Linked DNA regions of Homo sapiens: regions 2 and 3 are each linked to region 1. A link is a loop called in an ENCODE intact Hi-C map of the cell type or tissue named here. Cell type or tissue: psoas muscle. All regions are shown on one strand. Region 1 overlaps SH3RF3 (SH3 domain containing ring finger 3). Region 2 overlaps SH3RF3 (SH3 domain containing ring finger 3). Region 3 overlaps SH3RF3 (SH3 domain containing ring finger 3).

Region 1 (8,000 bases):
GAACAGAGAGCCGCTCAGAGTCCGGGCTATTTTGCTGCCTTTGGATTTGGCTTGGGCTGAAAAAATAGGTGCCTTTCCCTGGGGGGAGGTCTAGAATTCAATCAGAGCTGTAACTGTTTATTCTTGGCGTTTCCCATTGATTGTCTGTTTCTAATTGAGCAGCTTTTCAGGGGCATGTGATGGGTGCACACTCCTCTCCACTTGGCTAATAAGAAGTGTGAAGCCTGAGGGTGCTGGACCTCCGTGGGCCAGCGGGGCGTTGGTCTGTGTGGGGAGATGCTGGAGCACGTGGTGAGCAATGGGTCACAGATGAGAGGTGGAGGTGGGGCCCAGCTGCTGATGATGAGCCTCCTAGTCATCCCAGTGTCTGCTAACCCAGAAAAAGGCCATAGCGTCAGTGGCTGTGGTAGGATAACCCTAGGATCCGGGGAAGAAGCAGAGCTGGAGGGGGCAGAAGATTCAGACTCTGTGACGCCAGACCCAAGCCTCTGTCTGCTGTCAGGATGCTTGTGCCTTAGTTGGTTGTTGAATTAATATGGTGTGGTGTTTGGGAAAATTGTGGATGGAATGCTGTTTATAGATCCTGGAAAAAATAATGGCAGCCAACATGAAAATCTTTATTTAGTGAAATAATATAATACCCAGAAAAATAGCAGGAGTTCCTGCTGATGGCCATTTCCCGTTTGAGAGTGCTTATCTTCAGCACAATGATGATAGCGTGCCTCATCAGACCACTGGGTTCTAAGCCTTGGTTGATGCAGCAACATCAAGCTCAGTTCCTCCTGCTCCTGTAGCACCGGTGCCTCCTTGTCACTTTATCTTTTACAAAGAGAGGCTATTATTTTGAACCTCTGCCTCTTAAGTATGCTCTTGAGACGTTTGGTGGTGACTTAAAGGCACAACGACAGCTCTCATTGGGAGCGGATAGCTCGGGCATTGTTGTTAATTGTGCACACTCCGCGTTCTGCACTACCTCAAAGTAGTGAGCAGCTCCGCCGTGTTGGATTTGCCATTTTACCTTGGTCTTGTGGGTTTTCGGCCCTTGCCTGGGCCAGGCGGGATGTGTTCAGGGAGGAAGAGGGGAAGGGTGTGACTTCCCATGAGAGCCACAAGGGAAGTATCCCAGGTGCTGAACTGAGGCTCCTCTCTCCTCCGCAGCACCTCCAGACCTGTCTGATCCTGTGGTCCGGGTGGGTTCACCCACCGGCTTGCACTCTGGGTCAGGGAGCTGGCTCATATTCACAGTCCTGGTCTCTGCCTTCCCTCCTCCTTCCAAAGACCCCCTCAGCTTCTCTAAGAGAAACCCAGCATGCCAAGAACCACATAGGCAGTGGGAGAGGGATGGAAGGATGGGGGCTCTAGTTCTCAACTCCCAGTTGACTTTATGCACCCCCACCTGAGACGGGGTTGGAACACCTCCGACTCTTAATCTTGCCTATGAACTAGAGGCTGCATGGGCTTATGGAGCTGTGTGATGCTTCTGAGGCACCCTCCTTTTTCTTTGCATGCCTGGTAATTTTCAGCTGGTTACTGACTTTGTGAATTTTACTGTTTGAGGTATTGGACATCTTGGCATTCCTGCAGATGTTCTTGAGCTTTGATTTTTGTTAAATTGCTTAGACTCAGTTTGGTGTTTTTGAGGCTCGCTTTGAGGCTTTGTTAGGCAGGGCCAGGGAAGCCTTTCATGTGGGGCTAATTTCTCTACTGCTGAGGCTATAACCTTCTCTACTCCATGCCCCATGACTTATGAGGCTTCCACTCTGGAAGTTGGAAATGAAAACTATTCCTGGCTTTATGTGACCTCAGAGATTGCTCTGCCTTCTCCTTGTGGGCAGTTCTTTCCCCAGTGCTGGATAGTTCCCTCATATGAATGCCCTGATCAGCTCTCAGCTGAAGACTCCAGGGGACTTTCTGCAGATCTCCAGGACTGTCTCTCTCTACAGCTCCCTCCTCTCCAGAACTCTGGCCTGCATCCTGTAGCCACTGTGGCTCCCCAGATCCAGAACTCTGTCTTCTCAATGCAGGGAGAGGCTAGAGAACCCAGAGACAGTAACAGAGCCCATGTTATGGGCTCCGCCGCTCTTGGTGATTGCTGTCCTGTGCGTTCTGCTGTCCCATATCTGCAAATCTTGTTTCACAGATTTGTTTTCAGTGTCTGGAGCAGGAGGGTAAAAATGTTACCCATCATTTCACCTTGGCTAAGCAGATGTTAGCCAGTGATGCTTTAGGAATTTTGAAATAAGGGTCAGAGGTTCCCCAGGGCTCAATCTCTCCAGCTTCAGTGCCAAAGTAATAATCCAGGACTTTTCCTTAGATGAGGAACTGGAAAACGCCTTTAAAGTCATGGTTTACCATGGAGATGGGTTACAACCAAACGCCAAAGCCCGTCCCGTGGTCCCACTCTCCAGGCGAGCCCCTCGCATGTTTGTTTCACTGCTGGTGTTCCCTACACTTCTGCTGACAGATGTGGCCGCTGCTTCTAAGAGTCAGGACACCCTGATGATGCCACATCAGAAGGGATGTGAAAGTATGAAGGAAAAATACTCAGGGATGTCTGCCAGGGAACGCTGGGGAAGATGCAGTTTTGTTTGAAGTTTCATTTTATTTTTCTTGCTTTTCGTCATCCTCTGTTTTTACAAGCTCCTGCCGCAGCGACAGCCTGTGGAAGGGATCCCCCAGCCTTAGTGTGGATGCCAATCCTGCTTGCATTTCTGTGTCAGTGTGGACTGTGCCTCCAGGAACACTTTGTAAAGCCCTCCTGCAGGTGAAGCCCGGTCATTGCCAAGAACACTGGGCAGGAAAGCCAGAAGCGAGGACCAGAAGGCAGGGACCAGGAAGCACCCAATGGCGTGTCTCCTGGAGTGTGATGTTGTGTCTATGTCTGAACAGAGTGGTCCAGGAGGCAAATTCTTAGACCTATCAGGGAGAATAAGCAGTGGTCTTGCCTTCACCAGTAACCCACTGTTTCCCTTACCTTTCAATTGGATTAACGACATAAAGAAATAAATGAGTGTAAAGAAATGAGACAAGACTACATAAGAGGGAGACTCCAGTCGCATTCATGGTTGGGGTCTGTACATTTTCTTGCCGGGATCTGACTGCCAAGGCGTGATCCACACATACATGGGTGTTCATTGTAGTTTGGGTTTGTTTGTCTCCAGCAAAAATAGGTAGGTGCCTAGGTACCGGCTCGCCCTGATTTCTCTCTTCTTAAGTCTTTTTGAGGTCTTCGTGAAATTAACATCTTATAATAGAATATCTTACATTCCATTGCTGCTGGGAGTCTTGTTGCTGTGATTGTTTTGTCTCCCTAAGCCCCTTTGAGGCCAGACCTGTAACTCACAGTTGCTTCCCTTCTGGGTCCTGGCACAGGGTGGGGCCCAGGTGCTAGCTACCCTGTGCACCTGTGCAATGTTATTGGGTTGTGGTTCAGTGTTTTACAGAGCTCATCAAGCATGGGGAATGCCCCACTGACCATCTCTAAATGGGTCTAAGCTGGGAAGCTTGCAGCAGTTCTTGTATATCTGTGGCAAGACAGCTTAGTAAGTTTTTGTGAAGCCCCTTGTCCTCGCTGCCAGCCTCCCTGGGAGCTTCTGTGGGGACAGTGAGTAGCCCTGACCGCAGCCTGAGTGGCTCAGTCATCACTGGGGCCACAGCCCACCTTAAATGTTGTCAGGGCCTGGCGAAGGGGCACATGGAGCCTTGTGCCATAGTTCCTGAGGTTTGATCTCACCCTGCCCACCTTAGCCAGGCAATCCCTGCCCACCAGGTGCCCCCCACCACCTGCATAGGCAGACATCAAACTTTTTAGATTCCTCCCAAGACCTCGATGCTGGAGAGCCAGACACTAATTCAGGGCCTTTGGAGGCCCCAGCAGGGCACGCACTGGTCCTCAGCACCAGTGCACTCAGCCTTGCCAGAAAGAAGCTGCATGCATGTAGACCAGCAGGAGTCGTTGCTGATTGCCGACTGTTTTGGTAACTAAAATGGACTACCTGTGTTGGCTTTAAGCAGTAGTTGTGAAATTGTGTGTCAGGAAGAGGGCTTCCTCCACGGGTCTACCAAGTGGTCTACCACTTGCTGAGTGCAGAGCCTTGTCCTGGTCTGGATGCGACGATGGAAGGCTTAAGTGAGTCATCTCCTGAAGAGACTACTCAGGACTGGAAGTGTGTCAGCCTAGGGGCAGCTGAACACCCAGGTGGCCCTGGAGCAGGCTGCTGGAGCGTCTGGCCTGCAGCCGGTGGAAGTAACTGAGCTCCAATCTTGTGTCCAGACTGCTTCTCCCCTAGGCTCCAGCTGTTTTTCTGCTTCTCCTGTCACTCATATGGACAGTGCACTTTCCACTGAGCAGGTCAATGGCGGGGTTACTTTTACACCTAACTTTAGCTCCTCTCTGGGCCCTGCTGGTCTCAGCACGCACACCCACCCAATCCTACGGAGACAGAGTTCTCACACCTACCCTCCGCAGGGCATCTTGGGCCATCCACGTCCACCTGCCCTCCCTTCAGCGTGGCCATCACGGTGCCCTGACTCAGCTTCCAGTCCCCCGGGCTTCCATGTTCTTGTCTTCCCTTTCACTTCTACCTTTCCTGCTTGAGTAAGTTAGGCTGTGGCTCGCAAACTTCAGTGAGCATTTGAGTGTTGTCAGAAGGCCCCCAGGATGGCTAAATAGTAGAAAGGACAGCTTTACTGGTGACATCAGTTTGCAAGCCAGGAATAGATAGTCTCTGACATGGAACGAAGGTGCTCTCGCTTCGCAGAAGGGGAAGGGCAGTTGGATTTTATGGCTCGCAGGGTCTGTGTTACATAGTAGAATCAGACATGTTTAGCAGGTTTGGGGGAAAGCTGTGCATGTTTATAAGGGGAGCTGAGTGCATGTGCAATGGGCAAACATGTACGTAACACACATCTCATGTCACTTTAGGGTGGGGTTTCAGCATTAAAATGAGGTGGAATTTGGCTCTTTCCATCAACAGGTGAACTATAGGACACAAAGACAGCCTGTGCACAGCCTCCATAAGTTGCTGAAACTGGCTTGAGGTCTGCAGTTGCTTATGAGAAAGGGGTGTTTGTAAGGGCTGTCCTCTGTCCCATCAGAGTTGCAGTGGTCTGGGTTATAAATCAGAGGGGTCTGATAGCACCTATTGTTAGGGAGTTTAGCAAGAGTGTGGCTTTCTTTGTAGCCCAGGAATTTAGGAAGTTACCATGCCAGCACATAGGTAACTTTGTTTCCTTAACCATAGGGTCTGTCTTAGTTGCTGAAGGGACATCTGTTTTGGTCTCAGATAACACAAGTCATTGGGAAAGCTGCAGGCCCAGCCCAGGGGAGAGTCTGCTGCAGTGGGGCTGACTCAGCCTGGGGCTGAGGCTGCCTGCACCAGGCCCACCTGCGCCCAGCCCACTGGCCACCCACCTCCCTCAGCAGCCCACCTCCTGACCCCCGACGTGGTTGGCCTTTCCTCAGTCCTCATCTGCATGAACTCTCCACACTTAGCACATGCCCTTCCGTCTTGCAGCTGTGTCCCCAGGCCTCAGCAATCTTAAAACAGCCCCTCTGTCACCCCACACAGAGCACCCCAGTCGTCTCCAGGACCTTCCTTTGGAACACCGAGCCCTGTCACATCTTCAAATCCTTCTGGTGCATTCTAACATCCGTCTGCCACTGAATCTTCAGAACAGCCTTAGGGGAAGAGGAAGGCTCCATTCTCCTGGCGAGAGATGCAGCCAAGCCCCATCCAGGGCCCGCAGCTGATGAGCAGTTCCATGCCAGAATTTGAAGTTAGCACCCCCAATGTTCTCTGCTTTCAGGATTCCTAGTGCAGAGACATTTGGCTGTTGGATTATGAACCCTGCCCCAATCTGACCTGCAGCTTCTCCTCCCACCATCTCATTCTATGGATTAATGTGTGGACCACGCTCTTCCAGGCCCATGCTCACTTCTTTCCTGAGTGTTCCAATCACAACACTCAGGACTTGAGAGTGTGTCTGAACCTGGAGATCGGCCTTAGGAAGTACCATCCACATTTAAAGAAGTTTGGAGGAAACCGGTGTCAGATTCCATGCAGCCCTGAGGGCGGGCCCTGGCTCCGAGGCACTTGTCCCCAGGCAGACCTTGTGAGTGCTTGCAGCTTTTCAGGCATGGAAGTGAAAGCATACTTAGCTGTGGAGAGATTTGGCACTGGGTGCCTGTAGGATGACAGCAGCACTTCTTGGCTGAGGTCCAGGGCTATGTTTGGTACAGAAGAAACCATGTCTGATTTTTCAGCTGGAACCAAGCACACCCATGTGGAGTCACTGGGGGGTCATGGGGGACCCCAAACATCTTTATTCCAGAGCAGCCCATCTTTGCAGGGAGATCTATCCTACAGGTCTCGGTTGCTGTTGCTGCCTCACCCTTAGTTCTAAGACTTGGCAATGGATTATGACCAAGGTTGACACTCTGGGCCAGTTGGAATCATTCTTCTCTTGTCTTCATGCTTCTCCTCCATGGTACCTTCTGTTAATACTTTCTGTTTCCAATGGATAGGGTGCAGGCTTCTGCGGGCTGAGGCACGTTTAAGATTCGGGTCCGGGAAATGCCCAAACCGTGTGTGTGCCCTGTGGGGTACTTTCTGTAACCACCTGAATTCCACCTGTGATGCAGAATGAGAAACAGCACTGATTCCAGCTTCATTTCGTTGCTGCTCAACCCCCGCAGAGGAGCTCAGAGCTACTCTCTGTTGCTTTTATAAACGCCTCCCAAATCCTTGAAAGTGAGAGCAATTAAGAGTCTTAGTTTGAAGCTCTTGGGACATCAGCCGCATTTTCCAGACGTCCTGTTTTCAGTGATCAGTCCGTCCTTATACCCTTTAAGTAATTTCTCATCCCTCAGCCCCTTCCACCCTACCACCCCGCTGAGTCTCCAGTGTCTGTTAGGTAGAAGGTTCTGATGACAGTCTAGAGGCTTCCTGGCTGCCACAAACAGTTCCTTCAGGGCTGGCCCCTCACAAATGAAGGCAGCCCATCCTTTCCATCTCTGCTTCCATCAGAGGACCACTTGCTCCTCCCACCCTTAGGTTTCTGTTGGTGGCTTAGCCTTTGGTGGAGAGAGCACATCCCACTGCTGGGCAGGGCAGTGCCCTCCCCACAGTTCCTTCCAGGCCGCCTGGGGTCCCACGTTCATCCAGTCCTTAAGCGCCGGCTGCGGGCCAGGCCCCGGGGATGCAGCCTGAATGAAGCAGAGGAGAACCCTGGAGACCACATCTGCCAGGGAGGACACAACAGCGAAGAAAAGCAAGTCTGGAGGGGATTCTACTCTCCGTGGAGAAAGTAACACCAGGAGAGGAGGAAGGACCTGGGAGGAGGGAACTGCAGTTTTCCTGTCAGCGCTCGGGACTTGGCAGGGAAAGCGGCCTTCGGGGAGGGGCAGGGAGGGAGCAGGTCCAGGGGTGGCCTGAGCTGGCCGAGGGACTCTAAGCCAGGGTGACCAAGCAGGCAGGTGGGAGGAGAGGGGTTGGGGTCAGAGGGGCAGTGGGAAAAGGGCTTCAGGGGTTCCCGCAGGTCACTCTGAGGACATTGGCATCTGCTCTGCATTTGGGTCTGGGGTCTCTCTTCCAGGCCCCTTCTCTGCCGAGTGCCCGCGACCTTGTGCCTGTGTCCATAGACTCCTCCTGACCACGTCCTTGTCATTCCTAAGCCCACCCCCGCTTTGCTGAGGTGAACTTTGATAGTGTAAAATGCATGTGGAGGGAGCCTTCTAGACTAAAAGTTTCGAGCTCTGGTCATAGGGAACCCACAGGGTCTTGGGCCCCTGGGGATGTGGGCAGAAGGCCTCAGGGTAACTCCAACCCGATGGTTCCCATGTGGCTTCTGAGGGTCCCACTTCCCCCACAGTTCATTCTCACACAGCCATGGAACCAGGAACCATTTACTTCACTATTGCTTAAAGCCACCAGTGGGGCCCATTGCTCTTAGAATAAATCTAGACTCCTCACTGCAGTCTACCCTGTGGGTCCACCCAG
Region 2 (8,000 bases), 55 kb after region 1:
GTTTGTTATGAGGAGTGAGCTGGGGAGGGTGTGTGAGGCCTCTGTAAACTGCAGAGCCCCCATAGACTCTAGTGGGTCTTTTTAGGTTGGGTTCCTCCAAAGACAACCTCCCCCCAGGAATGCCGGCCGGTCCCCTATCCCCAGGAGGGCTCCCACTGACACTGGCCCCATGCTTTGCCCGCAGGTACCTGGCGCTCTACGCCTACAAGCCCCAGAAGAGTGACGAGCTGGAGCTGCACAAGGGAGAGATGTACCGGGTCCTCGAGAAGTGTCAGGATGGCTGGTTCAAGGGGGCGTCTCTGAGGACCGGGGTCTCTGGGGTGTTCCCCGGAAACTACGTGACACCCGTTTCCAGGTGAGGGCATGGTGGTGGCAGCCTGGGCAAGGAGAGGGCAAGGGCCTGCACGCCTTACCGCTGTTGTTACTGCTGGAGGCTACTCTGTCAGCCGGGCCCAGAAGGCAGCAAGGCCACCAGTGCCCAGGGTTCAGCCCCCACTGGCGTCCCCAGGCCCACATTTCACCTTCTGAGCTGGGTTTGCACTCAACTCCTTGGCTGTCCTCAGCAGACATTGGCCACCAAGGGGAGAAGAATGGGATCAGGAGGAGCAGGGACAGGAAAGTCACCAGAATGAGGTCTCAAGTGTGAATGTGTGTTTGTGTGAGGACAGTGTGTGCACATATATACAGTGTGTTCAGCGTGTATGCTATGCGTGTGCAGTGTGTGCACGCTTCTGTGTGCTTGTGTGCATGGTATTTGTGCATGTGTGCAGAGTATGTGCAGTGTGCGTGCCTGTGCACGTGCGTATGCATACTGTAAGCACAAGGTGTGTGCGTGTGTGCATAATGTAGGTACAGCATGTGTGTATGCAGTGTGTATGCATGTGTGTGCAGTGTGTGTCATCATATATAGACGTGTGATATGTAAAACACTATATACATATATGCAAAGGAAAAATGATATCTTCCCAAAGGTCAACGATTGTTGAGTGGTCGCATTGTGGTAATATATTTTTTTCTTTGTGTTGTCAGTGTTTAATAAGTTCTCAGTTCTACTACTTTTATCAAATAGAATATGTAATTTTAGAGTCACTGAAGAGACAAGGGGGTTGTCTGGGAATTTTTCGCTGAGATGAGGATCCACAGCTTGGTGATATCAGTCAGCCTCACTCACAGAAGCCCCTCGTGGGCACGGCCCTGTGTTGACACTGCAGGACACACACACAGAAGCGAAAGACGTGGCCTTGGGTTTCTCCTGTCTTTGGAACAAGGCTACAGTGGAAATAAATAACCTGTAGACCCTGCATTGATTGCTGGGCTGATTGCTACTTGCAGAGTGGTCTCGGGACACATGCGGTGTTGACTTGAGCAGCTCTAGTTCGCAAGGCAATCTTCAGCCAGGGCCTCTCTCGAGGTGCCCAGAAGCGGGGGCTAAGGGATGATGGAGTTGCCCAAAGCCTGAAAGGTCTGCAGGCACAAGGCTGAAGGGGCAGTTAGAGATCCTTCGCTCAGGTGATGCTCAGCAGGGAAAAGCTTGAGAAGCAAACTGCAGAGGGGCTTCAGGAAATGCACCCCCTCAAACCCAGCCACCTGGTCAGAGGGGTGGCTACTTAGAGGGTGAGCTGCCCACAGCCTCCTGCGGCTTCTTCAGTGGTGTGGGGTGACTTGCCCAGTGTGCGCAGCCCCGAAGAAGGTCTCTGGTCTGGATTTCCCATGCCAGTAGGAACAGGTTGGCTCTCTCAGCCTGCAACCGGCCTGTGCTTGAAGCCCCTGGCCTGGAGTTGGGCTCACCTGTCGTGTCATCAGATGGCTCTTCCAGGAAAGCACAGGTCACCCCTCTAGGTTAGGGGACTCCCTGACCAGCTGGCACCCTCCAGGAAGGCGCAGCCTGAGATGGCGGGTGTCCACACCTCTGGGCTCGCCCGCCCTGCTGGGGGACATCACTCTGTCACACGCCCTACTGTTATATGAGGAGGCAGGTTCTTCCTCCATGCAGCAGGTTAGAGCAGCAGCTTCTGAGGGAGGCCATCGGCTTCCCAGTTTCCAGTTTCTCTCCTCTGATTCTTCCTTTATCTTTACCTGAGAACTTCCGCAGACCTTCAGAGATGTAAAGCCTGCGGTTGAAATCCAGCTTCCTTGCGTAGCATTGGGACATCGCCTGGCCGGGCAACTCCTGACGTGTGTCAGTCAGTGTCACCACAGGGAGCTCTCTTAGGCGCCTCCCACCCCCACAACACTGGACTGCCTTCCACCCTCTTCCTGCTTCTGAGTTAAATCCCTGAATATCCTTCAAGAGCTGGGTCCTAAGTCCACTTGCTATATGAAGCCTTGCCTGGAGGCCCTCATCCTTGCCTGTGCTGTAGTCGGGATGGACAGCTCTGCCCACGGTGTCATCCCAAGCAGCCCACTGGCAAGTTCTACAGGCATTCAGGATCCCCCCTCACAGGCCAGTCCCTGGGCCGCAATAGCCATCTCCAGCCTTGTTTACCTGGCTCCTTGCATACCATGTTCATATACGAGGTGCTCAATAAATGCAGATCGAATCAATAAAAGAAATCTAGTTGTTCTGATCAAAATGTCTCCTCAAGAACTGTCTTCTCCTGCTGCCAGGGAGTTTGTTATGGGAAGATCCTCCAGCTCCTGACACTGGAGCACTTAGAGTGGCCCGGTCCCCTCCCTCTACCTCTGCTGTGCACCTCATGGTTGCTCACTCTCCTCAAGCCCTCTTGGTCTGTGTTTTCCAAAGAATGGCAGAGCCAGGAATAAACATTAAGGAAAAGCCACTCCAAATCTAGCCCCGGTAACTGCAGTGTCAGGAGGTCATTGAGTGTCCTCTCCGGTTCCTTAGAGAAGGAACTGCGCCCGGGTCGGCTGCCCCCAGGTCAGTATGTTGAAGGCCATGGGTCCCTCAGTCCAATCCATAGCTCAGCACAAAACAGGAAATCTGGCCTCGGTCTTTATCCCCAGAAGTGGAAGACACCTGTCCCCCTCCAAAGCTGTGCCCCCAGGACTTATACTTTCTTGATCCCTACTGGGTTCAGGACAATTGCCAAAGCCACACAGCAGAAGGCTTATCTGGCAGTGATTGGAGGGTAGGCGAAGGCCTACTCCTTCCTGCATAGACCTGGATCCACCACCTGTGTTTGCCCCCATCGTGCTAGGAGGCCCTGAAGTGCTGGTGGGCTCTCGGGGCTGGGAGTATAGTGCTCAGAGCTGAGCATTGTGAGTCCATTTAAAAACCTGGTGTGGGAGCAGGTATGTGGCTCTTCCCGTGAGGGCACGCACTAAGGAAGTAGGACTAGCCAAGGGTATCTCTGCCATCCTGCCATGAGGGCAGAGGGAAAGGGTTTTCTGCTGTCATGAGAGGCAGATGTGTGTCTGTATCTGTTGTGTTCAGACTTGTCAATATCACCTTGCAAATTAGTGACTCATCATTTGTGAGCCCACTTTATTTAGTTTTTAAAAATGATTTCCTCGGGGAAAAGTGAGCTCAACAGATGATAGAAAATGGGATTTTTAAATTCATGGTTTTGGCTGACCTGCTAACAAGCTTGATTGCTGGGTGAAGTTCAGCACAGCTCTGAGGGCTGGGGAAGGAGGACACCACCCAGGGTCCCCTAGCAGGTGAGTCCTTTTCCAAGAGGCCCCTCTCCTCTCAGCTGCTGTGCAGAAACCCTCACTCTGTGTTGCCGGGAGCTTCCCTGCTAGAGGTCGTGCCCAGTGATACCAGCCACAGGGAGATGGCTGGACCAGGCACAGGAGACGGGGCAGGCAGCCTGTTCTCCCACCTGTGGCTTCTTGGTGTGTCTTGAAATAAGATCCTGAAGGGACAGAAACAGGAATTTACCCAGCTCTTGGACAAATGGAAGACATTTAATTCCCCTGAAACTGAATCCACAGAAGCTTCCAAACCCCTAACTCTGCCATATTTCACATCGCTGCCTCCAGGACATGGATTAATTGCAAATACACAGAGGGAAAGCGTGAAAAGCCCCATTTCCAGAGTGTTCCTCTTGTGTGAGCTGATGTCATCTGGAAACTTCGGAGTGAAAGGGCATCTATTTCTGGTATGGAACTGCAAGCTCCCAGACATTCTCAGAAGGATGTCGTGCTGTGTGTGCCCTTTCCCAGCAGCCAGCAGATGCGAGGTGGCAGTCGTGCCCAGAGGGGGCCCGCGTCCTTGCCATCCTTTCCCCAATGTGCTGGATGTGTCAAGGCCTCGCGGGACATGACTGAGTCATCTGTTCTTTCTGGATGTATCTGGAGACACACAGCTGTTTGTAAGAACAAATTAAGGCAGTAGCTGTGGTATAAAAGATTTCGTTCAGCTCATTCCTCTGTTTCTCAGGGCGGCTTTGCTATCTCTTAAATATTTCACACTGACAGTTTGCACCCCATGAAGGTTTTGTAAACAGGGCCCTTCTGCCCAGTGACGGGCATTGTTTTAGGACCTCGTCCCCAGATCAGTTGGCCTTCATCTCTTAAAGCCAGCAGGTCAGAGCGAGGCTCTGCCAGAGGCCCACATGGCACGAATGCCTCTGAGCCTCTCATCAGAATTCCTTCTGCTTTCTCTCCACAGGGTGCCTGCAGGAGGGGCAGGGCCGCCCCGGAATAATGTAGTCGGAGGGTCTCCACTGGCCAAAGGGATAACCACAACCATGCACCCAGGCAGTGGGAGTCTGAGCAGCCTGGCCACTGCCACCAGGCCCGCCCTGCCCATCACCACTCCCCAGGCCCACGCCCAGCACCCCACAGCCTCGCCCCCAACAGGCAGCTGTCTACGGCACTCAGCCCAGCCAACGGCCAGCCAAGCCCGGAGCACCATTTCAACAGGTACCTTCACAGGGGCCTCACCCTGCAGGGCATCAACAAGGGGGCTTCCTGGGACATGCTTGTGAGACACATCTTGGCCCAAGGCTCCAGCAGTGCATGTGTGGCTGGTGGCAGCTTCATGGCAGCTGGAGAAACTTAAGGAAAACCGGTTTGGCCCCAGAATGTTGTGAGATGAAAAGAAATTATGGGGTGGGCCTTAAAGGCATAAAGAAGGTAAGCACATCTTGTCATGCTCGTGAACGTCTGATCTCCAGGAAGTTCACTTGCCTTATCATGTTACCCATCCTGGCAGCTGAAGTAAATTTACAAATATTTACACATTTCATTGTGGCAAGAGGGCCTCATAGACTAATAAGATTAACACCGGCACTTTCAAATGCCTCCCCCATGAATGATTGTGGGCCGGCCACGTGGGTCTTCCATCTGCCGGGCCCTGCAGGGCTTCCCAGCTAGGCGGCATCTCACAGGACAGGGCTGGGGTGAGACTCGGGCCCAGGCTCTTCCCTTTCTGAAGTGCTCTGAGGCAGGAGGAATGACAGCTGTTGATCCTTCGCCTTCATGGCAGCTGGAGAAACTTAAGGAAAACCGGTTTGGCCCCAGGATGTTGTGAGATGAAAAGAAATTATGGGGTGGGCCTTAAAGGCATAAAGAAGGTAAGCACATCTTGGTTGGTGGCTTAGTGTTGAGCTAATAAGAACTGCTGATGCTGGATTCGCAGGATGATCTGGGAGCCCATGCCACGGCGTCTTCCACCACGGTGGAGCCAGTGATGCTGACATGATGCCAAGTACCCCAGGACAAGAGGGGATAACACAGAATCTCTCTTCCCACCCCAACCCTGTCCTCTCAGAAATCATCTGTTTTTCTCAAAGTGAGGCTTAAAGGGCAAAAATAATGTAAATTCATGGAAGCAATAAAATATACTATTTCTTAGACTAACGAACACGATGACCCATTAGAAGTGTCCAGAAAGCAGCTTCTCAAGTGTGGAAAGAGGAGACAACACTTAGGTCAGCAGAGGCCATATTTCCTTCCTTATCTTAGCTGATGGGACAAGGGGTGGGAGGTAAGTGTCTGTCATCCACTTGCCCACCCAAGTGGGTGCAGGGTAGACTTCAGGTATCCAGTGCCCAGCATCGTCACTGGGTGCAGGTGGACTTTGAGTGCCTGGTGTCTGGCACCATCAGCAGGTATAGGGTGAACTTTGGGTGCCCAATGTCTGGCACCATCAGTGGGTGCAGGTGGACTTCAGGTGCCCAGTGTTCAGCCTTGTGCTGGTGGTGTACCTGTCAAGCAGTGGGTAATTTAGCACTAGGAAAGCTTCATGGGTGGTCTGAGGACTACCCTGGTGTCAGAGCCTTCAAGACCTACTCTGCCATCTCAGATTCTGTAAGTCTCTACTAGTATCTTTTTTACTTAAATCAGCTAAGAATGATTCTTGGTTTTCACACCCCTGGCTCCAGGGCCCTGGGAAAGAATCTGCAGCAATATTACCTGGTGCCCAAGCCCACCCTGCAACCCATGACCTTCTGATCAGCCGTCCTTCAGCATGGTTTACGTGGATCTGTGTTTTCTGGTAGCCTCTAGCTGGGGATACAGTCATTGCAGTTGGCAAGTGATCTGGTGATCTGAAGTTGTGCTCCCTGACTGGTCAGAGGCAGCCAATATGCTGATCTGTTTGGCCACTGGAGCACCCAGGCAGGACCAGGGGAGCAAAAGTCCCAGGCCAGGTCCCTTCTGGTTATAAACATCTCATCCAATCAGCCCGGTGTTCTGTACAAATGTTTCCACATGCACCAGCACTAGAAAGGGTGAGTGGCCCCACTCATCACGGTGAGTCAGCATCCCAGTGCAGTGGCCCTGGGTTGTCTGCCCAGAATAGCCAGTATAATGGTCTTTCCACACCAAGCCTTGCTAGAAACGTTCCCAATTCAAAGAAGAAATGGAGCCCTGCCAGTCACTTCTCCCTCTGTGGAATAACAAGCAGGATCAAAAGAAATTGGCAAGGCTGTGGGGCAGTGCAACATTGTGTCTCAGTCCTCCATCACCATAGTAACCATGAGGGTGCCACGAGCATTCTCTTCCATCAGTTTAATGTTACACACGGGGAGAGTGAGGCACGGGATGGTTAAACGGCTCCCCAGTGCATCCCAGCCCAGCACTTGTCCCCACGCTATTGCTGTCACAGCCAGGTTAAAGAATGACTCCTACTGAGCCATATCAGTAAATTAAATGCCACTGAGTTCCTGCGGCATTTTCCACTTCATTCTGCATTTAGAGAGAGAAAAAACACTGTTGACAGTCCAAGTAATGGATTGTTCCCTGCAGTAATTGCCCATTTCAGCAGACCCCAACCCCGATGGGTGGGAGGCATTTCATCAATGTTCTCATCTCGAGCCAAAGTCAGGCAGTTTGACAAAGGCTTAATTGCATTGGCCATAGCATCCAATATGATTTGTTCTACTTGATTAATGTAACTCCTTTCCCAAAGGCAGAGCACCCCCTGTAAAGTGCCAGTGTTCCTTGCACACTCCTGTCTGTGCTTAGCAGGAGTAAGAGCCCAGCATAGCCATGAATTCATCAGCAAAAAAGCACCGAGAAGGAGCTAGATACAGGCAAGGCACCCTGCAGGGGTCTGGAAACAGAGGAAAACCAGACAAGCCCCATTTCCACCCCGGTTAGAGAGAATGACTAGAAAACAAAGTTCTGTGGTGGGTTTGCTAAAGGGCTGCAAAAGAGGCCTGCTTAGGTATTAAGAGAGTGTGGAGGAGGGAATTCATTCCGACTGGGGAGGAAAATAGGAGGGGGATTGGGAGTAGGGCATATGGAAAGTTTTCAAGAGGAGGTGATAATGCCTTGAATCTTAAAGGACAAATAGGAAGTGTCTGAGCAGACAAAAGAGAAAGGAGGTTCAGAGCAGAGGAACCAGCATGAGCAATGGCCTGGCAATGAGGAATAGCATAACTCTTGTTTTGGGGAACTTTATTTAGTTGTGACATGACTGAAGCAAAGCTATGGAAGAAGGAGAAGTCCAGTGTGTAGATGACAGTTCCCTGCAGAGGCATACTGTCCTTTAAATCTGAAAGGTGGGTAGAGCTCAGCATGCAGCAGTAGGAGAGTGTGGGAAGCACTCAGGAAGGGGAAGCATGGGGAGCTCTTGGGCCGCCGAG
Region 3 (8,000 bases), 110 kb after region 1:
ATCCATCTGATTCCTGAGTTTGGGATTGCAAAGGAGCCATCAGGAAATGTGTCAGGACCAAGTGTTTCTGAGTGCAAATAGTGGGAGACTAGGCAGTGAGTGGTCTGTGCCCCCTCAACCCTGGGGGATCCTGGAGCAGGCCCCTGGGCTGAGTCCCCAGTGGGCCTATGTGTCCCACTCAGGGAGCAGCTCTTCCCTCGCAAGCCTCAACCCACTCGGCGTCTTAGAATTGTGATGTTACTCAAGACGGCTTCAAGTCTATATCCCTTGAATTATCATGGCTTCAAGGGTATATAGTCCGTCAGACTGAACCCTTTGAAATTGCCCATATTCATTCATTTCGATGCTTACTAGCAACTTCACATAGTTCAGCCTAGGTTTTTACCGATCTGGAAACTGAGTCTGGTTGAGGCAACATGGCCCACTAAGGCTGTGGGCTGTGGGGCTGCAGGTGCTTGGGTTTCACCTGGGGCTAGAGGCGTACCTGGCTTGGATCCCCCTGTGTGAGTTATCCATCCTAAAAGGGCTCTCAGGTAAAAGCTGGAGGCATCACAGAGAGATACGATGGCTGTCAGGTTAGGATGGTAGAAAGATATGATCCTTACTGAGTGCCTACACATTGTAACATTGCTGAAATAATAAAACACAAACAACCTCCCAAAAAGACAGTCCTGGTGTTTCTGCCAGAACCTTTCCTCCCTTGGCCGTTCGGGTGCCTGCAACCCGGGAAGGCAGCCTCTGCCCTGAACACCTGCTGCCCTCCCAGACGCCATTCCCAGTGCCAGGTGGGGAATGAGACGGGGTCTATCTAGATCAGAGGTCTAGTTTTCTATCCTCACATATTCTTCTGTATAGTTTTCTAGCTTCACAGGTTCTTCGTCAAGGGCCAGATGGTAAACACTGCAGATGTTGCAGTCCTGCTGTGTCTGTGGTGACCACGTCCTCTGCCTTCACGGTGGAAGCGTGGCCACACACTGTATGTAGATGAATGGGCCGGTGTCCCAGTAAACCCCTACTTGTGGACACTGAAATTTAAATTTCGTACAATTTTCGTAGGTCATGAAATAGTCTTCTGATTTCTTTTTCAACCATTTCAAAATGTGACAACATTCACAGCTCTAAGACTACACAAATTAGCCGCAGGCGCAGTTTGCCAGCCCTGACAGAGATGATGCCTAGCGCCAAGCCTATGGGGCTAGGCCTGGGGCTCCAGAGTGGACAGGGCTCTCTGCAGAACCCGCAGCTACTGACTTCTGCTAACCAGTGAGAACGGAAGTCGCATGTACACCTGCTGTTAGCATCACAAGAGCTGGGTGTTCTGCACAGGGGTGACGTTCAGAACACTCAGCAGTGGGCATGGATTCCGGCTACGCATGCCCAGGACAGCCAGGCCCTGCCTTCTATGTTTCCCCAAGCGCTACATGTGTGTAGTCTCAGTGAACCTTCCCACGAACCCTATGAAATCAGTTATCCTCGTTTTACAGATGAGGAAACCGAGGTTTTGTAAAAGGCTAGGTAACTGGCCCAAGATCACACAGCTAGTTAGTGGCCAAGCCAGAGATTCAGCTGAGGACTTTCTGACCTCATGGCCCACGCCCTGAGCTACCTCTCTGTAGGGTGCGCAGTCAGCAGCACCCCCAGTCCTGTGTAGTCACAGGGCCTATTATCAGCTTGTGGACATCGTGGGACATGTCACAGCTCCTCCAGGGGCTGCACCATTGTTGGGTCCTGCAGATCCATCAGCACTGCCATGCCAGTCCCAGCCCCTACAGCCACACCCACAGGGAGAAGTGCCTTCCCCTCTACAGGGCCCCAGGCCCTTGGGGGACTGGGTTCACACTGCACACCACACTGTGCAAACATACACTCACCACACATACACCATACAAACACATACCCCACATACATCATACAAACACACACACCACACATACACCATACATACAAACATACACATACACCACAGATACATCATATAAACACACATACCCCACATACATCATACAAAACACATACACCACACATACGCCATGCAAACACACACACCACACATATATCATATAAACACTCACACATTACACATACAGCATATACACACGCACCACACACACTGCAAACACACACCCCACGTACACCATAGAAACACACACCATGCACACCATGCAAATATACGTACACCATACAAACACACCCCACATACGTCATACAAACAGACACATGCCACACACTGCAAACACACATGGTACAGACACCACACACACCACACATACATCATGCAAACACAGACTACACACATGTGCAAACACACTCCACATACACTATACATACAAACACATACCCCACATACACCATACAAACACATACCTCACACACACCATTGCATACCCACACCCTTCACACACCATACACATACATACCATACACACTGCACACACCCCACACACAATACACACAAACCACACACACTGCAAACNCACACCCCACACATGCTGCAAACACACACCATACACACACATATTATACAAACACATCACACACCATACACACACCACACACCATACATACACACCATAAACACACACCATATACATTATGCAGACACACACACTGCACACCAAACATGCACTGCACACACACCAGGCAAACACACATAACACACAGATACACACACTATACACAAATTGTACATCAAGCAACCACATAATACAAACACATATTCAGACACACAACACACACCCACCTTCTCTTTCCTTCTCTCCTCCTCCTCCACTTCCTCCACCTCTCATCCTCTCCTAAGGAGTCTCCTCCGCATCAGAACCTCCCTTCATGGGACCAACACCTGCTGCCTGTGTTTTCCGGATGGGTCCTGGCCCTTGTCTGGAGTCACAGAGTTGGTCTGCCGGCTCGTGAGAATGACAGACTTTGGGATAGTTCAAAGCTGTTCTCATGTCTCCCCTAGGATCCTTCTTCCCCAGACCCCTCAACTTTATCTTCAAAGACATGACTTCCAGACACCTCAATAAAAAGTATTGAAAGACCCTGTTTCTATAAAGTCATGGGCATCTCTGATGAATTAGAAAATTCAGAGACTCACTCCCGTTCTCTGAGTGTTCCATCTAATCAGGGGTCATTGTACCCAGAGACTCTTTGGTGGCTCCTTGCACCCAAGCACTCTGTAGCACTCATTAAAGAGAAGTGTTTCCAAAAAACAGCCTGAAACCAAACTGCTCATGAGCCCCAGAAGTGCCCCCTCCCCTCAACATGGTAGCCACAGGCTGCCTGGTATCCTGGGGAGCCCTAGCAGGTCGGAGCTGAGGGCATGACTGGGAAAATGCTGACTCCTCGGGCTGGGACAGCACCAGAGAGCACTTGGACTTGGGCCCTGCAGACTTGTGAGTAAAACTTACTTCCAGGCTTACTTTGGAGGAGGAGCTGCTGGGCTGCGCCCTGTGCAGAGGTGAGAGTCCCTGCAGTGGGGCCAGAACACTCAGCTGCCAAGCACTCCTGGAGGGCCTCAGGTGTGCAAGGCCCACCTGTGATCATGAAAGTGGGAATGCAGGCAGCAGGGCAGTATGGGCTGTCAGGGTCAAGGTTTCCACCCCAAAATGCCAAGGAGGAATGGGCAGTGTTGCTGCCTGCATTTCTTGGGCCTTTCCTGTGCCCAGACTCCTCCAGATCTCAACCATCTCTTTCAAGACTCTGGAAAGAGAGCGGGCGCTGCTCTCCTCTCCACTCTCAGAGGAAGGACATTCAAGTAGAAGGTGCTGCAGAGGGAGCTCCTCTGAGAAAGGACTAGGGGAGTGTACTGTGAGCAGCAATCTGGGGCCGGGTCAGCGAGGCTGGCAGGCTCAGCTGCCCTGCCCCAGCAGCTGGCAGGCAGCAGGCCAGTCTCGTAAGTAGACTTATGAGCCAAGCCCACGAGCCTGGGGTGTAAGTCACCTAGAGGGCCATGCCCCGTTCCTTCCAAGAGGACCTCATCTTTAGGTGTCTGGCATATTCTTGTCCTGCGGACTATGTGCAGAGGGAGCTGAATTTCCAGAAGTTGCTTGTGGAACTCAGAATACGGGTGTGGTCATGGGAAATGCAGGCAGCAAATGCACATGGCATCAGGTTAGAACCGTCTAATGCCCCAGTTCCCCAGCTACACCAACCCTGGTCTGTTCTGGTGCAGGGCCAGGCAAGCTGAGTTCTGGGACCAGCCCCTCCTGCCCACTGGATGCCTGCCTCCTGGCTCTTCTGCACCTTGGCAGTATCAAGTATCGTAGAGAGGCTTTGAGTAGACAGACACTCTGGGCCACCTACCGGCCATTTCATCCTGAATATCTTTCATTCCTTTTTTTTTTTTTTTTTTTTTTTTTTTTTTTTGAGACAAAGTCTCACTCTGTCTGCTGGAGTGTGCAGCGGTGCAATCTTGGCCCACTGCAACCTCCGCCTCCCAGATTTAAGCAATTCTTGTGCCCAGCTTCCCAAGTAGCTGGGATTGATTACAGGCGTCCACTGACATGCCTGGCTGATTTTTGTATTTTTAGTAGAGACGGGGTTTCGCCATGTTAGCCAGGCTGGTCTCAAACTCATGGCCACAAGTGATCCGCCCACCTCGGATTCCCAGAGTGCTGGGCGTGAGGCGTGAGCCACTGCACCTGGCCCCCTTTCTTCATTTTTATAGTCCTAGTTTCCACATACATAAAATGGGGATAATAATACATGTCTGGGTATAATACTTGTAAATCACCTAGATTAACACCAGAAAAAGTATGAGTGCACACTAAACACAACAATAATAATATATGCTATTGTGTCCAGAGTTGGTTCCTGGTGGGTTCGTGGTCTCACTGACTTCAAGAATTGAGCCACAGACCTTCGCGGTGAAGAGCAAAGGACAAAGCTTCCACATGGAAGGGGACCCACCGGGTTGCCCTGGGGTGGCCAGCTTTTATTCCCTTATTTGTCCCCTCCCATGTTCTGTTTTTGTCCTATCAGAACGCCCTTTTTTCCATCCTCCCTGTGATTGGCTACTTTTAGGATCCTGCTGATTGGTGCATTTTACAGAGTGCGGATTGGTGCATTTTACAGAGTGCTGATTGGCGCGTTTTACAGAGCACTAATTGCTGCATTTTATAATCCTCTTGCTAGCTACAGAGCGCTGATTGGTGCATTTTACAGAGTGCTGATTGGTGCATTTTACAATCCTCTTGCTAGCTACAGAGTGCTGATTGGTGCATTTTACACTCCTAGCTGCAGTGCTGATTGGTGCATTTTACAATCCTCTCATAAGAAAGAAAAGTTCTCCAAGTCCCCACTCGACCCAGGAAGTCCAGCTGGCTTCACCTTTCACTATGACCTCTCTAATAGTAACATATGCTGTGACATCTATGATAATAGTAAGTCAGTGAGGGTGAGGGCACCTGCAGCACGGCCTGGCCGACTCCTGCCCCTTTGACCTGCTTCTCCCCAGATGTTCACATCGGATCAGCTCATCCTCAGCTCTTGATGGCCTGTGAGTTATATGGCTTTGTTAGGATTTCAGCGTTCCTTGATCTGATCCATTATGTGTGTGGTGAGCAGAATAATGGCCCCCAAAGATGTCTATGCCCTAAACCCTAAAAACTCATGACTATGTTACCATACATGGCAAAGAGAAATCAGGTTGCAGATGGAATTAAAGTTGCTAACCAGCTGACTTTAAAATAAAGAGATTACCCGGGATTATCCAGGTGGGCCCTGTGTAATCACAAAGGGTCCTTATGAGTAGAAGAGAGAGGCAGAGGAGAAGGTCAGAGTGGCATGATGTGAGCACTCCCCTTTGAAGATGGAGGAAGAAGCCTCCAGAGAAGGGATGAAGGCAGCTTCTAGCAACTGGAAAGGCAAGGAAACAGCTTCTACCCTAGAGCCTGCAGGAGGAACCAGCCTTGCAGATGCCTTGATTTTGGCCCAGTGAGACCACGTTGGAGTTCTGATGGACGGAACTATAATATATTTTTATAGTATGATGCCACTACATTTATGGTCATTCGTTATAGCCATAAACAACTAATATGTGTGTTGATATTACAGTTTAGTGTCCAGGGTATAGAAGTATTCTTATCCCCAAGTTCCTAGCAGACACCACTCTGTTACCAGCACATTCCATGGACTCAGGGGCTCATTCGTCTTCCTGTGTTGGAGCAAGTGCTCTGAAAAGGCTACCACATGGAGGGCCACTTTGCAGACTCTGTTGTCAGGGAGGGAAGCAGACGACCCCCAAGGAAAGCAGAACATCCAAACCTCGCACACAGAGCTAATGGTAATAATAATGGAATGAGAATTCATTCTGATTTTGCCCATTTGGATTCCTTGAGCCCTGTGTCTGAAAATTAGCTGTGGTTGCCATAACCTTAATTATACTCAGCAGGGCAGAGTTGCTTGCTGATTTATGACGCACAGTTGTGACCTGGGAGTAGCTGTCATCCTCAGCTGCTGACACGGACACGACAACGGCGCTCTGTGTCTATAACGGGGAGTATCAATTACTTTCCTGCAGCAGGAAGAACAGCTCAGAGTCTTGGAATGATCTGGACAGAAACGTTAAACACTTGTCTCGTATAAATTCAGCCCACATCCATCTGGGCTCATTAAATCATTGAATTGCTCAGAAGCACCAAATTACATCTTTCTAACAAATTATATTTTTAAAGCTGCTTGTTTATTTCACATCTGGAAGTTGAGGCAAAAGCCAAAACTTGCATTCAAAGTCTGAGAAATCATCTCGCCCTTTGCCTTCCTTTCTTTCCTTGGGGAAGAGAGAGGAGGAGCAGGTGTTTGGAAGAGGTGGAGGATGGCAGAAGGCCACAGGTAGGATGGCGCTGATCCTGTGGGCCCTCGCAGCCTCAGTTTGTGTGTATGCTGTCTGATTTCACAGACCGCTGGCTGCATCCCGGCAGCCATCTGTCCTCCTTGAAGGAGGGCCAGCAGGAAGCCCTCACAGAGACGCTGAGCTGGGAGGAAGGAGGTGCCTCCGCCTGCCCTCCTTCCTTCCCGCCTGCATGTCCCTGAGAGCAGAGTCTGGTTCGCCGGCAGATAGCCCATGGGAACCAGTCCAACCATCGTGCACCCGTAGATGCTCTGAGACACTTAGAGTTGGCTGGTATTCGGGACTGCGACCCAGAACCTGGCCTGTTCTGCTTCCCCAGGAGTAGGAACACTGCACCCCCAAGTCAGCCTCAGGAGCCCATCCTCCATGCCTCCTCCTCTTGCCAGCCTGGTGCAAGCTGGGCCTGTGTGCCCAGGGGCTGTGCACTCCATAGGACTGGGCCTTGGTCTCCTGTCTGCACATTTTTCCTGAGCCTGGCACCAAGCCAAACTGCCCCAAAGCCATGGCTTCTGCGCCCCAGGCTCTGTGAACACGTGGGGTGGGGAAGGGCAAAGGCTTCCTCCCTGAGCATGCACTCAGCTCGATTTTCAGACACCAATGTGCAAGCATTCCCTCCCAGAGCTGCTGAAAATCCACATTCCCTAGTTCATTCCCCCTAAGTAGTATCAAGTAGGTCCAGGATGGGCCCAGGGAACTGTGGGGGGTCCTGAAGTATGTGAGCCACACTTGGAGCAGGTGTGCAGTAATCCCTGTGGCGATGGGGCTTGCAGACTGGTGCAGGAGGCAGGATGGGTTGGGTAAACAGGTGAATGGCTGGGCAGTGGAAGATGGTAAGAGCTGGGAAAGGGCAGGCCCGGCGTGGCCACACAGGGAAGGGCGTTCTGGGCAGAGGGAGCAGCATATGGAGGAGCCCTGAGGTGGGTGCACCTGGGGTCGCTAGGGCGCGGCAGGGCAGAGCTGGTGGAGTGGGAAGGGCGCAGTGTGGAGGGCCTGGGAATGCTGGGGCGTTTAGACTGTGGCCCCTCCTCTGAGAGGGATGGGGACTGCTGGAGCCCTCTGAGCCTTTGCCCAAAAGGAGCCTCAGCTGTGAGGCAACTCAGTCCAAGCAGGGTGAAAGCAGGAGGCCCAGAGTGGGCAGCCGCCAGGACCA

Evidence for each region. Hi-C counts contacts between places; a loop is a spot of excess contacts. Peaks named below come from ENCODE experiments on the same cell type or tissue, not always from the same donor. Only the 100,000 strongest peaks of a DNase experiment are listed, where the experiment ranks them.
Region 2: it touches region 1 in a loop (2.2-fold over the local background); 5 of 110 quality-filtered maps call a loop at or near these places.
Region 3: it touches region 1 in a loop (3-fold over the local background); 3 of 110 quality-filtered maps call a loop at or near these places.

What each region holds. Positions count from the first base shown.
Region 1 is chr2:109,377,013-109,385,012 of GRCh38, forward strand. The region is part of intron 3 of SH3RF3 (SH3 domain containing ring finger 3); the gene reads left to right. It also overlaps a transcript of RANBP2 not described here. Among named protein-coding and RNA genes, the nearest start is that of MIR4266, 67 kb to the left of the region's middle. In psoas muscle, no CTCF peak of the experiment used is centred here; DNase peaks (open chromatin) are centred at 4,209, 6,149 and 7,439; H3K27ac peaks cover 3,093 bases.
Region 2 is chr2:109,432,317-109,440,316 of GRCh38, forward strand. It overlaps SH3RF3 (SH3 domain containing ring finger 3), which reads left to right. Exons shown (of 10, transcript NM_001099289.3): 6 at 185-355; 7 at 4,577-4,830. It also overlaps a transcript of RANBP2 not described here. Among named protein-coding and RNA genes, the nearest start is that of MIR4266, 120 kb to the left of the region's middle. In psoas muscle, no CTCF peak of the experiment used is centred here; DNase peaks (open chromatin) are centred at 3,735, 4,175, 4,685 and 6,655; H3K4me3 peaks cover 666 bases; H3K27ac peaks cover 4,396 bases.
Region 3 is chr2:109,491,145-109,499,144 of GRCh38, forward strand. The region is part of intron 9 of SH3RF3 (SH3 domain containing ring finger 3); the gene reads left to right. It also overlaps a transcript of RANBP2 not described here. Among named protein-coding and RNA genes, the nearest start is that of SEPTIN10, 120 kb to the right of the region's middle. In psoas muscle, a CTCF peak has its summit at 4,301 (motif pointing left); DNase peaks (open chromatin) are centred at 3,877, 4,207 and 6,461; H3K4me3 peaks cover 658 bases; H3K27ac peaks cover 4,129 bases.